Regions from separate parts of the Mus musculus genome. Here region 1 is linked to region 2. Evidence: chromatin loops called from intact Hi-C (ENCODE). Cell type or tissue: left cerebral cortex. All regions are shown on one strand.

Region 1 (8,000 bases), 57 kb before region 2:
GGACAAAGCCAACAAAGGCTGGTTATGTAACCCCAGCATTTCTATGATGAGATGAGATGAGAGGCAGAGATTATTTTAATTTAAAATAAATGAGGCTGGAGAGATAGCTCAGCAGTTAAGAGTGCTTGCTGCTCTTCTGGAAGACCTGAGTTTGATTCCTAGCACCCCACTAGGTGTCCAGAGACCCGATGCCCTTTTCTGGCCTTTATGGGCATCCTCATACACATACTTACATGAATGCATACATACACACAAATAAAATAAATCTAAAATACAAAAAATAAAAGGTGAAAATAAACTGAGGGTGTAGCTTATTGGTAGAACACTCGCTCAGCACGTATCCGAGTCCAACCTCCAGCGCAGGAAAAAGCCAGAGTCAGGGTCAGGGGGCTATTTATTGATTGATAACCAGGAGGCAGAATGTCGACAGTTTGGAGTACAAAAGTAGGTTCAAGTTCAAGTGTCTGTCTTAACTAGTTATAAAATTTTGTTTTAAAATTTACAAGTAAATTTGCATTAAAATATTTTTAAATACCAAATAATAAAAAGTAACATGGTAGCACATGCCTTTGATCCCAGCATTTGAGAAGCAGAGGCAGGTTGATTGGTCTCTTTGAGTTTGAGGCTAGCCTGGTCTACCTAATGAGTCCAGGCCAGCCAGAGCTACATGGTGAAACTCCATCTCAAAACAAACAAACAAACAAACAAACAACAAGATGTGAGCATGACATACACACTCCTCTTGTTTCCCACTACAGTGTCCTGGATCTTGTTCCATCCACTAACCATGGGTCTGCCTGATCCTCTCTAATGGCTACATGGTATTTGCTACCATCCCTCCTTCATGGTGGCTGTATCTACTCTCTAAACAATGTTGTAATTACTGCTATTAATTATACATCTTTTGAAATAGCATATCTGCACGATCACAAATCTAGACAGGAAGTTACTAGGGCAAAAACATGCGTATCACAATTCTGAATGGACAGTCAGTCTGCTTGTTCAGCTTCAGACAAGGCAGTGAGGGACAGATAGTGAGGAGCTTTCCCACAGACGATATCCTCCAACACACTCAGGAGCCTGTGCCTGTCTGCTTTTACCACATATTTGGAACACAGTAGATGTGAAAATGGGGTGAGGGTGACCATTCAGGTCTTGTTGCCCAGGCCTGATGGCTACATGTTCCTTAGCACATCTAAAGTCACAGTAGAACTTTTACCTATGCCTGGAGGGTGAGACCAGCTAGTCAGACTTCCCGTCCTACTGTTGTAGTGGCCCCGAGGCTTCTGAGACAGGCTTACCACACAGTGCTAGCTAGCCCTGTTGTCTGGACAACAAGCACAAGCAACCTGGGAAAAGCTTTTCGGCAGGGGTTGGGGGCAGGACAAAAGTCATCTGGATGGGGCAGCCTCAGAACTGGCAGTTTGATCACTAATCAGGATCCATGGCTGAGCAATGAAAGCTGTATGTGGGTTTCCTTGTTATTAACAAGGTTCTGATGACACACTCAGTCTACAGGCTTTGCCTCTAAGGCCCCTACTTTTCCTTGTAGAAAGGAGGCACGATTCCCTGTCCTCCCTCCAGGATTCTGTCCCAGGCGTCATGATGTAAGACAAAATTGAGGCACCAAAATTTAAGAGCCTACGAAAAAATTCAAGATAACTTTGAATCTCAAATCAAATGCTTTAAAGTTTTTTTTTTAATTATGTGTGTTCCTAGATGAGGTGATGCACACCTTTGATCCTGGTACATAGGAGGAAGAGGCAGGCAAATCTATATGAATTTAAGGCTAGTCTGGTCTATAAAGTGAGTTCTATAGATACAGTGAGATCCTGTCTCAGAGAGAGAAAGAGAGAGAGAGAGAGAGAGAGAGAGAGAGAGAGAGAGAGAGAGAGAGAATGTGTGTTCCTGTGCAGACCAGGGAGGGTACAATTCTTTGGAGCTGGAGTTAGTTATAGGTGATTGTGAGCTGCCTGCTGGGAGCTGAACCCTAGTGCTCAGGAAGAGCAGTGAAGGGTCTTAGCAATTCTCTCTCTAGACCCACCATAAATAATTTTTCCTTCTTGGAAATATTACAAGTTTTATTCTCCATTCACTGGATTGTGGCTCATCCAGAAATCAAGAATACAATGATCAGTCAGAATAAAAGATCTCACAAAAGAGATGACGTGTGCACACACCCATCAGTTGCCAGGCAGGCCAGCAGTTCACCTCTACCTCTGAAGGGCTCCAAAGCCACTGCCCTTCCCTAACAAGAGAAAAGAGGAGGAGGCTGGGGGTGAGGGCACTGAATCAGCCATGTCTTTATTACAAGATTGTGAGGTGACAGATTTGCTGATAGGTGGACAGATATACAGTAAATTCATAAGTCAATAAAGTAAATAGAAATTCCCAGGATAAACACTTCACTAGTCTTCCACAACTCAGAACTAATGCAAAAGGTCCACAATGAACCCAATAGAAAATGCTTAAATAAAAACACAATCCAGCTATGCGGCTTCCCAAAGCTGTCTTACTAATAATGGCTTTTATTTCCATACAATATAATTTATAAAAACATCTGGAAGGCTGGCCCGGTGGTTAAGAGCACTGGCTGCTCTTTCAGAGGACCAGGGCTGCCAGCATATACACAACTCCTCACAAACTTCCCACAAATCTCCAGTTCCAGAGGATTGACACTCTCTTCTGACCGCCAGAGGGATGGCATGCGCATATGCATACACACACTCATACACAAAGTAAAATAAATCCTTTTTTAAAGTCGTCTGTTCACTCACCCAATGCACCCAGTGAAATATGTTTTGGGATTTTTTTGTTTCATTTTTATTTAAAATTGTAATAAAATGTGTACAATATACGTTTCAGAAATAAATATTCAGCATTTAGATGCGCATTCACACGGTGGGACGACGTAAGTTTTTAAACATTAAATATAACTATATATAATATTTAATTATATAATATATAATATTTAATTATTTAAATATATAATAGATACTATATAATAATTATATATAATTATATGTGATTAAATATTAAATATAATTAATTTCCAAATATTAAATATATTGTGGCTGAGTTTATATATTTCATACCCCCCAACCCCTGGGACTAGACCAGACCTCCGCCCTAGTGACTCTTGTCCTTGGCACCTCTTGAAACTGCCGAATTGAATACAGTAAGTTTCCCCCTTGAAGATGCGGTTCCTTGAAGATGTAGAAGTTGCGTGCCCGCCGAGGAGGTGGTCCTGACAGTCACCTTCAATGCGCTGGCATCCACCAGCAGCCGGGCACACCTGGTGGGCACGCCCTCTACCTGCCCAGGGCTACCTGGCGGGCCGCGCTCAGCGTCTTGCTCTCGGGGCTCGGGTCCCTGCGGGCCAATGGGGAGGCGGCTCCGGGCAGCAGCCGCGTCCCACCGAGTGGCCAATGGGAGCAGGGCATGCAAATGAGCAGGTGCGGTGGCGGCCGGCCCGTTGCGGCTGCCCCGGCTCCCGAGATGTTAGAGGCGCGCTGGGCAGCCGCGGAGCAGACTGCCGGGCTCCGAGATCCGAGCTCCGCTCTCCCGCCATGGCCCCCGCTCCGCCCCCCGCCGCCTCTTTCACGCCCGCCGAGGTCCAGCGGCGCCTGGCGGCCGGTGCCTGCTGGGTCCGCCGCGGGGCCAGCCTCTACGACCTCACCAGCTTCGTGCGGCATCATCCGGGGGGCGAGCAGCTGCTGCTGGCGCGGGCTGGCCAGGACATCAGTGCCGACCTGGATGGGCCACCTCACAGACACTCCGACAACGCCCGCCGCTGGCTGGAGCAGTACTATGTGGGCGAACTGCGAGCGGACCCGCAGGTACCAGGCGGCCCGGGGCACTCCCCGCTCCCTGCCTCACACCCCTCCCCCAGTCCGCCACTTTAGAGAGCTCAGATCACCTGCCCTCTAGGAGAACGCAAGGTGACAGCCTCCACCCTCACTTCCCTCCGTTTTCCCAGTTTCTCTCCAGGTAACCGGTCACTGACACCCCCTCTCCCATCCCCCTATTTCCCGTTCCTATCACCAGGAGCTTGGTGTTCCCGCTACCCCCCTGACCCGGCTGCATCCTCCTTCCAACATGTCCCTTCTGCAGCCCCCCTACCGCCTGACAACTTCGACTCCTGTTTCTGCCTCCAGCCACTACCTCCCACCCCACCCCCTTTCTCTCTTCTCTTCCTTTTCCTTTATCAGCCTTTCTGGTTTCCTTTCTTGTTTCAGTAGTGGGTCCCTAGGCTCACCTGGCCTCAGTTTCTCCATCCCACCACTCTCTTGGTTCAAGGAGACACAAATCCAAAACTCTGCTCTGCCCCCTTCAGGGGCTCCTGTGGGTGAGTGAGTGAGGGGCCCGAACAGCGTTTTATTGATTCTATCCTCCAGCCCCCGGTTTTATTTCCGTCCTAAACAGTGTTGTGGGTTTGAAAGAGTGAAATAAAATACACGAACCAGCTTGCTAAGGAGAAGTCGATATTTCTAACCCAGACTATGCTAAACTCTCGGTACTGCTGTGTGGTACAGACTCATCTTGGATTTTTACCTTCAACCCATCCTGGGTGTTATTCTCATTTCAGGATGTGGAAACAAGGGTTCAGTGAAGTTCTATAAATGTCTGAGGTCAAACAACTAGGTAGTACAAAAATCAAGTGTTTCTTATTCAAGAATCAAAGTCGTCTCCATCTGGAGGGTTGGGAGACAGAGCTCTTGGTAGACTCAGGTGGAGCCAAGCTAACTCCTTATTCTCAAGCCTGATAGCAGGACTGGTGACAGCAAGGCCATCGTGATTAGGTTAAAGCAACGGTTGGTCCTTGTTGCTCGCGATCTTTCAAGTGCTTTTAGATCTTTAGATGAAAGGACATGCTGTCCACTGTTCCAAGAGACACCTCTTATCCATCTTGCCTAATTCTTATCTCTTAGTCACTTACTTGGTTCTTAAACGGATTGACGACACTGTGCTGGGCACCAACAGCCATTGAACAGAAATGGTTACCATTTTCATGGAGTGAACAAGTTCATAAGGAACCTTACTATGGACTCGGTCATTGTTTAATTACATTTATTAATATTTATAATATTTGCATACTGGGTCTGGAGCAGGTTCAGTAAGAGCTACCTTGAAGAAAGTGACATTTTCACCAAGAGCTAATTGAAGACAGAGCTTAGCCAAAAGTGGTAAGAAGAACATTCCAGACAGAGGAATAGCATGTATTAAAAAACAAACAAACAAACAAACAAACAAACTGTGGCACAGTCAAGAGACAGCAATGGAACCAAGGTGACCAAGGGCTGGCAGGTCAAGGGAAGAAAGAGGTGGGAGCTAGAAGTTATTGGGGCTTGATCAAAGGGCCTCAAAGGCTGTGGTTGGGGGTTTGGGGGCTTGACTTGCAAGGCTAAAGGACTTAAGCTGAAGAGTGGTGCGGAAAGATTTGCATCTTCGGAAGAGTAGCCTTGCTCCAGTGACAAGGAGCGGAGGGAACTCCAGTGGATGTAAGGAGTTCCAGAGAAAAGGCATAGTTTAACCACCATGACCAGAAGGGAAAGGAGATTTCATAATAGAAGATTTGACAGATTTCATAAACTGTCCAGACTTGGCATTCGACAGCGGGGAACCCAGAACAGTATAGGGAGCTGGTGTTTGGTGTCAGGTCTTGCTGACAGAACAGAAGCTTTGCTGTGAGAAAAATTGCTACAGAGATCAGTGAGCAGTTAGGATCAGAACACTGGAGATGGCCAGGCCTGTGAGGGTACATGGACCTGCCCTGTATTGTAACTGTGTTCTGCAGTCGGGAGCCTGAGGGTGTGGCCTCTCTACTCAGTACCATTCTGAATGTCACTCCCTCCCCTGCACTGGATGGCCCCACCTTCCTGCTTTGCCAACCACCCAGCGTCAGGATTTGGTTTGGTTTCACCTTGCCCTGCCTGACCCCTAGGGTCAGAGAGAACTCAGAGGCAAAACCAGTTCACCCTGGGCTCCCTACACCTGCTCTTTACCTGTTATATCCCCAAGTCCCAGTGTGGTCACGTTGCAAACAGATTTCTGGGCCCCAAACTGGGGGTATAGAGAAAACTAAAATCTAAGAGTATAACTCCAGGCCCACAGACCTAATCTGGCCAGCAGCCAAAGTCACCCTAGTTCAGTAGGGGCACTCTGTGTCTTCTTCCATAAAGAAGGCTCACCCCACTTTTTCCCCTGTTCCCTACTTTGCCACACCCCTATGTACGCACTGCACACACACACATTCACACTCACACAAAGGCACATACAGAGAACAAGTCAGACTTGTTTGAGCTAACATACTGTGGGGTAGGGGAGATGAAAGATCTGTAGCTGATCGGGGAAGCTATCTCACCATCCCTGGCTGCCAGAGGCCAGTGGGATCAAGCCCCTTAGCCTAGGCATGGAGAGAAGTGCTCTCCCACCTGTGGACATGAAGCCCTGTTGTGAACACCACTTCAAAAAAGAAGCAGAGCTGGTGAGTGGCTGGGTGGGTAAGGGCGCTTGCCACCAAACATAATGACCTACCTGAGTTGGATCCCTGGAGTCCATACAGTGGAAGGAGAGAACTGACCCCTGCCTCTGACCCACCCCTGTGGACTCTGCACAGGCACATAATAAAGTAAATAACTTAAAGAGAGAAATGGGCAATGAAGGGATTTAGTGTGTAAACCTTCCTCCAAGACCATAGACATTATGTCCCCGAGACTTTGGTCACCTATGAGTCACTGACAGACACCCCCTGAGTTATGATGTTGGATAGCCATCTCTAGATAGGCTCACCTTTTCTTTTAGCATTTATTGACCCTGGGTAATAATACCAATGCAACCATGTGTCTTTTTTTTTTTTCATTTCTGTGTTTGTTTGGTTTGGTTTGGTTTGATTTGGTTTTTGACCCCAGGTCTTTCTATGTTATTCTAGCTGTCCTGGAACTCAATGTGCAGAGCAGTCTAGCCTTAGATTCACAGAGATCCACTTGCCTTTGCCTCTAAGGGTCTGGTTTTAAAGATGTACTCCATCACACCCAGCCTTACATATATATACTTTTAAAATAAATATAAAATTGGGGGAGGGGCGGAGACAGATATTAGGTGGCCCAACCTGGCCTCAGATTCATGACGTAGCAGAGGATGGCCATGGTCTTCCCACTTCTGCCACCCAGGTGCTGAAATTACAGACACGTGCCACCATGCTCCATTTATGCCGTCCTGGGACCAGCCCTGTGCATGCTAGACAGGCAGTGCACCAACTGAGCTGTATTCCCAGCCCCAAACTTAAAATGAGAAAAATTGTCTCTTTGTATCTCCTAAAACCCATCATGGATCACACTATAGGAAACACTGAAGCACTGTGGGGCAGCTCCCGAGACTAGTGAAAGGGGTGAAATTGTGTATAGAAAAAAAAAAAACAAAAAAAACAAAAAACAAAAAAACCGTAGAGCTTTTTCTGGTAAGAATTACAGATTTCATCACAGCCCACATCAGGTCCTTTTCAAACCACAAATCTGACACCCAGGGGAATGGTAACTGTCAGAAAGAGACCTAAGTTTCTCCTGCATTGCATCACAAGCTTGGAGGATTCTTACTCAGGATCTGGTGGACCTGAGCCATCTGCCTGAGAGTAATCCAGGCAGGATAAACCTCAACTCTCCAGACTGTAGCACGGAGGTAGGCATTTGTCTGAAGGACTTGGGGCCACATCCCAGTCACATCACATAGGATGTTTCCGAGTAGTTAAGAACGCAACGGTCCCTGCCACCTGTGGTTCTGCTAGGCTTTGTAGTATAGCCTCAGAGTTTCAGGGTCTGCGTGATTAAATGGGAAGAAAATCTAAATGCAGGAAGCCTTAGAGTCCCTCCTTTCTGTAAAGTGTTGGGACACCTCCAGCACCGTCCTACTTGGAGATCTGAGCTGAAACCTGGGAGAGCTGGTAATCTATCTCTACTTGCGTCCTGGGGTGGAGATAAGAAGTCAGCTTGCTGAAATCGGCT
Region 2 (8,000 bases):
CACACCGGATGCTTCCAGCTCTAGCAGGTCAGTGAGCCCAGTTCTGCTACTGTTATGGTTGACTGGTGAGAGTTCACACAATTACCCACTTCTTCTGACCATGGCCTTGAGCAGAGTGGAGGCTGCCTTCTGACCTAGAACTTCAAGTGCTGACCTCTCCCCCATGGAATCTGGCTGACTACCCCATGAATCTAGTAAGTTTCTATGAAGACTACATCTTTCTTTGTCGTTAATTTGTGCATGTGTGTAAGCATATGTCCATGGTGAGAGTATGGTCAGAGGGCACCTTGCAGGACATTTTTTTCTCTCTCCTTTCGTTCACTGTGTGAGTCCCAGGTGAACTCTCACTTAGAGGCATGCACTTTTACCTGCTGAGCCATCTCGCTGGCCCTGGAGTCACACATTTCCCAGATTTTCCCTCCTCTGCCTTTGCCAGGAGAGTTGACTCACAATATATCATCTCTGTGATGGTTTGTAAATGCTTAGGCCAGGGAGTGGCACTATTAGGAGTGGTAGCCTTGTTGGAGTAGGTGTGTCACAGTGGGAGTGGGCTATAATACCCTAGTCCTAGCTGCTAGGAAGTCAGTACTCTGCTAACAGCCTTCAGATGAAGATGTAGAACTCTCATTTCCTCCTGCACCATGCCTGCCTGCATGATGCCATGTTCCAGCCTTGATAATAATGGACTGAACCTCTGAACCTGTAAGCCAGCCCCACTTAAATGTCTTTATAACAGTTGCCTTGGTCATGGTGCCTGTTCACAGCAGTAAAACCCTAACTAAGGCAGGCACATACATAAATCTCTAGACCTAAGACAACTGACAAGGGAGAACAATTACAAAGTGGGCCTGATGGCCCGAGTCTGTTATTCCAGCCACATGGGAGGCTAAGAAAGCAGGGATCACAAAAGTTCAAGACCTCCTCAGGTAACTTAGAGAGACATTGTCACAAAACAAAGAGGGGGCTGGCTCGGTGATAGGGAACTTGCCTAGCAAACACAGAATCCTGGGTTCAATCCACAGCACCACAGAAAAGAAGTGTGGTGGTGCACTTCTGTTATCCCAGGATGAAGGAGGGGAGGCTGGAGGACCAACAGTCTAAGAACACTCTTGGCTACACAGTGAATTCCATGCCAGCCTGGGCTACATGAGATCTTGTGGGGAATGTCTGTGGGGAGAAAGGGCAAAAAAAAAAAAAAAAGAGAGAGAGAGAAAATGGAGCAGGTGCAATGGCTCAGTGGTTAAGAGCACTGACTGCTCTTCCACAGGTTATGAGTTCAAGTCCCAGCAACCACATGGTGGCTCACAACCATCTGTAATGGGTTCTGATGCCCTCTTCTGGTATGTCTGAAGACAATGACAGTGTACTCACATAATATAAAATAAATAAATCTTTAATAAAGAAAAGAAGTGAGAAAACAGGTAAACTAAGCCCCCCAGACATCCCTGAACTATGTTGCCTCAAAGTAAAATGTCTCCCCATACAATTTATTTCTATTCTTTCCCAGCTATATAGCATGAGTCAGCCAACGGCATTTTCTTCTTTCTTTCCTTCCTCTTTTTAAATTTTGTTTTAGTTTTATTTTTGAGATATATATCTCAACATATATCTGAGTGTGTGTGTGTGTGTGTGTGTGTGTGTGTGTGTGTGTAGAGCTTTAGCGCTCTTGGAACTGGATTTGTAAACTAGGTTGGCCTCGAACTCACAGAGATCCTGAGTGCTGGGACTCAAGGTCTGTGCCACCACCAACTAGCTAATGAAAGGTTATTTCTTATACTAGCTAACTGGGGGTATAACTGACAAATAATAAACTCATCTTGAAAAATAACAAAGTTTGGAGATGACCTTAGAAGGGGAAAAAAAGGAACTGACCCCTACTTGGGTAACTTCACACTCCCTTAAACTTCCTCCATTACTCTCCATCCCCTGCCCCAGGATTATTCAACACAAAGCAGCTAAAGGAACCGCCTCAGCACTTCTACGGGTTACCTCCATTTTTATGTATTTACCGGTGTGGTATGCATGCGTTTGCGTGCCAGGGCCAGTGCACACGTTGAAGTCAGAGGACAAGGCCTTTTGCCTCGAGAGAGGAAAATGACTCAGGACATCCGCCTCACTTTCGTTTTCTTTTTCTTTTTCTTTCTTTTTTTTTTTTTTTAATTATGCTGAAGTTCCAGGCTATCCCTTACACTGGCTATCAGGGCTCTCTGCAACCTTATTTTCTCAACCCCCAAATTCAAGACCTCAAACAGAGAACCTGGGAAGAGTAACTATTTAATGGATTTGGGGAAAGAATCAGCCAACTAGGGGCTTCAACTGGGAGCTGTCCAGAGAGCGGGTGTGGGAAGCTGGCATATCTCCAGTAGGAGTAGAAAGCCGGGGGAAGGCGTGTCAAACTGGCCGCGGCTTCCGGAGCAGAACTCTGGACAGAAATAGCTGTCGGACAGGTTGGTTTTGAGGACTCTGCTGGAGCATTGCTGCGTTGGCCCAAATTTGACTTTAGGCGGGAACCGCGGCTGGTGCGGAGTTCCTCCGAGAGGCGAGAGCTTTAAGGTTGCACCAAGGGAGGGGACTCAGGACACCGGGGACCTGCTCCGACCTGGCGTGCATTGTCAACGAGGCAGAAGACCGCGGTCCGGGAGCGGCGGGAGACTGATGATCCTACAGGAACTGAGCGCAGGATAGACCGGACGAGCGCCCCTCGGAGATCACGTAGAATCCAGTGAGCTGTAGCGCGGCAGGAGGAAGCAGGAGAATCCCAGAATCACAGATTGGACTTCCTGGAACTTAGGGTGAGTTGGTTTCGATTCCCTAACTAAATTGGGCTGTTATTCTGCTGAGATCTCTGCTGACCTTTTTTTGCCCAAGGAGGATGGAGATCGAGGAATGGCATTCGAGGAAAGGCAAAAGGTGGGGACTGGGGACCCGCCCCGAGGTGCCCAAGTCGTAGAGTAGATGGGTAGTCAGTAGGACAATTAATTTCCAGCACAGACGATTACGGGGGTTTGGGGTAGGGGTGGGGGAAGCGGGGACTCAGGACAGGGTTTCTCTGGGTGGCTCAGGCTGCACTGGAACTTGGAACTTGTTCCGTAGACCAGGCCGGACATGATCTCAGAGATCTGCCTGCCTCTTGATTGCCAAGTGCTGAGACTAAGGGCATGTATGCTCCACCATTACTCAGCGGGATTCCAGTTCTTAACTATGAACGCCCTCTTCCTTTTCTGGGGCCCATTTCACGAATAATCTAACGTAAAGTTTTTTTTTTAAAGGGCATCTGATTTTTTTTAGACTATTTATTTATTTGTTTATCGAAACAGGATCTCACTGTGTAGCTCTGGCTGGCCTGGAACTCACTGTATAGTCCAGGCTGGGGGGGGGGGGGAGGATATGAGTAATTAATATATTTAGTAGTGCTTCCAGATTTTTCTCCTTTGCTCTCAGACATCCAAGAAAGAGCCTTGACGACTTGGGCTCACCATCTGGGAATGGCTGGGCCCCGAGATCCATTGATTTTTCTCTAAGAGCGTCCTGACAGGCTAGAGAGATGGCTCAGCCATTAAAGAGTACTCTGACATTAATGCCTGTGCCTCCTGCCCAGGAATCCTGGGGACAAGGAAAACTAATTACTCACATGCTTGATTTCAGTTTGGCTGCTTTTTCACTTTTTTTTTTTTTTTTTTGGTAAGATTTAGATTTATTTAATTTGTTTTATGTGAGTACACTGTTGCTATCCTCAGACACACCAGAAGAGGGCATCAGATCCCATTACAGATGGATGTGAGCCACCGTGTGGTTTCTGGGAATTGAACTCGGGCCCTCCAGAAGGGCAATCAGTGCTCTTAACCGCTGAGCCATCTCTCCAGTCCTTGGTTTTACTTTTTTACTTATGTTTTAAAGGCAGATTGGAATTTCAGGGAGTTATTTTCTCCATGTTGTGATCTGATCTGTAAATGGATTTATTCCTTTCTTTCATGAGTGTGTGTGTGTGTGTGTGTGTGTGTGTGCCACATGTGTATGGGTACTTATGGAGGGTAGAGTAAGGCTCAGAGCCCCTGGAGTCTTAAGTTATAGGCAGTTGTGAGCTGACCAGCATAGGTGCTAGACACTGATTCAAGTCCTATGAGCAGCAAGTGCTCTTAACTACTGAGATATCTCATCTAGCCCCCAAGATAACTCTTCCTCTGTTGCTTTAATATTTTTCCAAGATAATTCTTAACCTAGCTGTTTCACTGGCCATTGAGAAGCTTGCTATGGCTTTGAGTATTTTGAGGGTTGGGGACATGGCTCAGCAGTTAAGAAAACTGGTTGCTCTTCCAGAGGTTTGATTCCCAGTATGCACATGACAACTGTACTTCCGGAAGATCTGACGCCCTGGCTCTACATGCATGCGATGCACAGATACACATATAGGCAGAACACTCGTACACATAAAATAAAAATTAGCAAATCTAGCTAGGCAGTGGTGGCGTGTAGTGGTGAATTAGTTAAACCGCTTTGGCTCTTGGAGGACGCGCACATGCTCAGCCCAAGAGCTCTCTGGATTTGTGGAAAAAAAGACAAAAGACACACACACACACACACACACACACACACACACACACACACAAGCGTGTGACAGCTAATTTTGATATGCCTTGACTAATTCACAGGCTGGGCATTTTTAAACTTCCCCTAGCGGCTAACACACCCTTCCCTCTGGTATTCCTGGCTTAATACCTTCTAAATCTATTTTATCTTTGCCGCCCTGTTACCTTCTGCGCAGCTTCACCCCCACCTCCGTAGGGCTGCATTGCCTTTACGGCTACATTGTAGGATGCTTTCTCTCCTGCAGCTTTTAAATCTGATCCTTCCCCCTCCAAGTGCAAGCGATTGTTCTCTTCTTTCCTCTCCCCCTGCTTCTCCCCTCTTCCCCTCTCCCCTCTCTCTCTGTCCCTGGTCCCTTGCCTGCCCCCCCCCAAACTAAAAGTCCCGCCCTGTTTCCTTGCCCAGCCATTGGCTATATGGCAACTCTTTACTACCAGTCAAAGCCAGCTGGGGGCAGGAACCCTCGGGTCTGGAAGCGCAGCTTTTGAGAGCCGAAATATGACAGCATTAAAACCAATTCCCAACAGTGGTGCACACCTTTAATCCCAGAACTTGGGAGGCAGAGGTAGTCGGATCTCTGAGTTTGAGACCAGCCTGCTCTACAGAGTGAGTTCCAGGACAGCCAGGACTACACAGAGAAATCCTGTCTCAAAAACAGATAGATAAACTAAAGACAGCTACAGCTATTTATTTATTTGTAATAATAAATAAATCTTTGGGTTGGAGCGAGCAGGGACTTATCGAGCGGGGTTGACCGGAGCAAGCAGAGGTCCTAGAACTCATTTCCCACATGAAGGCTCACAACCAGTAGCTGTCTTCAGACACACCAGAAGAGGGCATCAGGTCTTATTACAGATGGTTGTGAGCCACCATGTGGTTGCTGGGAATTAAACTCAGGACCTCTGGAAGGGCAGTGGGTGCTCTTAACCACTGCGCCATCTCTCCAGCCCTGGTTTGTTTGTTTGTTTTAATTGGTGCTGGGGATCCAAACTCATGCTTATTCAGCTAACACTTTGCAGACTGAAATATCCCCCAGCCCCAGGCAGCAACATTTTAAGAACACTCTTCGGCTTGCTTGAAAGATTTAAAATCAAGAGGTCTGACATGACAGTCCAGACTGCTGGTTGCTCCTGAGAAAAGGAGAGATCCATTATCCTTGCAGAATAGTGGCTGTCAGCTTGCTCAATAACCTCCACACGTTTTCAGACGGACCGTGGGCCCAAGGCCCAGTTTATGGCTTTTTCCTATAGGATCTGAAGAGAGTGTGTGAATCACTGGACTCTTCCTTCTGTCAAAAACAGAGGAGTACCAAGAGACTGAAGCAAAAGGACGGGGAGACCAAGGGCATTCTGAGATACGTGGCGGGAGCCTGTCTTGAAACAAAGCAAAAATTGGAGAAGTTTGAATTGCACTCAGAGTCCCAGAAACCGAAAGAATGCTTTTCAAGTTTAGATCTATGATCTTATTTCTTATGTGTGAGTGTTTTGCCTGTACATATGTATGTATGCATGCATGCATGCAAGCATGCATGTATTGCACCATATGTGTGCCTGAGTGCCTGCAGAAGTCAGAAGAGCACAGTGAGTCTCCTCTGCAAGTTCTGCACATGCTCTTAACCACTAAACCATCTATCTTTCTGGCTCCAGGAGCATCTCTCTAAGCTGTGCTGAAGATCACTCACTCAAAGGCTTAGCCATGAGGCTAATGCTCAAGTCAGCTCACTCTATTGGTTTAAGTCGCCTGTTTAGTCCCTGGAGGTATTTCTCATACCTCAACAGGACATCTGTGTTAGAATAGGCTAAATAATAAAACCAAGATGCCCCCCAAAATATAATGGCTTTCATACAACTGAAACTGCATCTTCAATCACAGTCCATAGCAGAAATAGTGGCAACATGGCAACTTTCTTCCAAGCAATTGATTCAGGAATCTGGGACTCATTCTTTTGGATACCAGGATCCCTGAGCTCCTCTCCTTGCAAACCTGTCTCAGCCCAAAGAGGCAGCACAAATCCCATCCACTCACAACCCATAGTCAGGTGCTAGTCATATGACCTCAGGTGTTGCAATGGAAGCTGAAGATAAAGCGCTTGGTGACCAATACTCCCAGTTCAAACCTTATCACAATGCTAGAACAGATGTGGCACACCTCAAACTGTCTCTGTCTTGCACGGTGGAGGTATCTCGTTTCTGGCGTTGAGATCACAGATCTCCATCGACTGAATAACAGATACACAGGGGATTGTGGTATTTCAACCAGTCTATGCATCTCTTTCAGCTATGGATAAATTGGGACAGATCATCAAGTTAGGCCAGCTCATCTATGAACAGTGTGAAAAGATGAAATACTGCCGGAAACAATGCCAGCGTCTAGGAAACCGTGTGCACGGCCTGCTACAGCCTCTCCAGAGACTCCAGGCCCAAGGAAAGAAGAACCTGCCCGATGACATTACTGCTGCCCTGGGCCGTTTTGATGAAGTCCTGAAGGAGGCTAACCAGCAGATAGAAAAGTTCAGCAAGAAGTCCCATATTTGGAAGTTTGTGAGTGTGGGCAATGATAAGATCCTCTTCCATGAAGTGAATGAGAAGCTGAGAGACGTCTGGGAGGAGCTGTTGCTGCTGCTTCAGGTTTATCATTGGAATACCGTTTCAGATGTCAGCCAGCCAGCATCCTGGCAGCAGGAAGATCGACAGGATGCAGAGGAAGACGGGTGAGTCTCCCAAAGACTGGGAAAGAGTAGGCCAGGGTTGGGGGTAGGGTGGGAGAGCAGATGGACTCGGGGAGCATCCTAGCTTCACTTTGGTTTGCCAAAGTAGAGGAGTTTGAACAATTGTGTATGCTTGTGATTCAGAAATCCTGCTGTGTGGGGAGGCTGGTGAAATCTGGAGAAGTCTTTATGGAATAGGGGACATGTTGCTACCTGCTCATGGGTCCCCTCAGCTTCTCTACTCTCTCTTAAAAATATCTGGAATTCCAATTCATAACTTAAGGTCTTAGATTACCATGCCTCCTAATAGCGTCACTCCATTTGGGCCTGGCATTCAAACACATGAGTCTATGGAGACCATTCCATTCAAACCACCAGAGTCTGTAACTCCAAGATCTGATACCTCCATACAGACATACAAGCAGGCATACACATTCCTGTCATCTGAGAAGAAGGAACCTCAACTGAGAAAATGTTCCAACACATTGGCTTGTAGGCGAATCTGTGAGGATTTTTTTCCCATTAATGATTGATGTCTGAGGGCCCAACCCACCGTGGGCAGTTCCACCCCTGGGTTGGTGGTCCCGAGTTGTATAAGAAAGCAGGTGGAGCAAGTCACAGAAAGCACACCAGTCAGTAAGCTGTGTTCCGCTATGGTCTTTGCTGCAATTCAGCCACCAGGTTCCTAACTTAAGCTCCTTGCCCCAGC

The links. A loop is a pair of places that touch in the nucleus more often than their neighbours do. Peaks named below come from ENCODE experiments on the same cell type or tissue, not always from the same donor. Only the 100,000 strongest peaks of a DNase experiment are listed, where the experiment ranks them.
Region 1: it touches region 2 in a loop (2.1-fold over the local background); 3 of 42 quality-filtered maps call a loop at or near these places.

Annotation. Positions count from the first base shown.
Region 1 is chr8:111,389,322-111,397,321 of GRCm38, reverse strand. Fa2h (fatty acid 2-hydroxylase) reads left to right here and starts at 3,501. Exons shown (of 7, transcript NM_178086.3): 1 at 3,501-3,839. The coding sequence starts at 3,570. In left cerebral cortex, CTCF peaks have their summits at 2,673 and 3,617; a DNase peak (open chromatin) is centred at 3,461; H3K4me3 peaks cover 2,010 bases; H3K27ac peaks cover 900 bases.
Region 2 is chr8:111,332,616-111,340,615 of GRCm38, reverse strand. It overlaps Mlkl (mixed lineage kinase domain-like), which reads left to right and starts at 2,411. Exons shown (of 11, transcript NM_029005.3): 1 at 2,411-2,792; 2 at 6,862-7,294. The coding sequence starts at 6,864. In left cerebral cortex, a CTCF peak has its summit at 3,753 (motif pointing right); no DNase peak of the experiment used is centred here; H3K4me3 peaks cover 830 bases.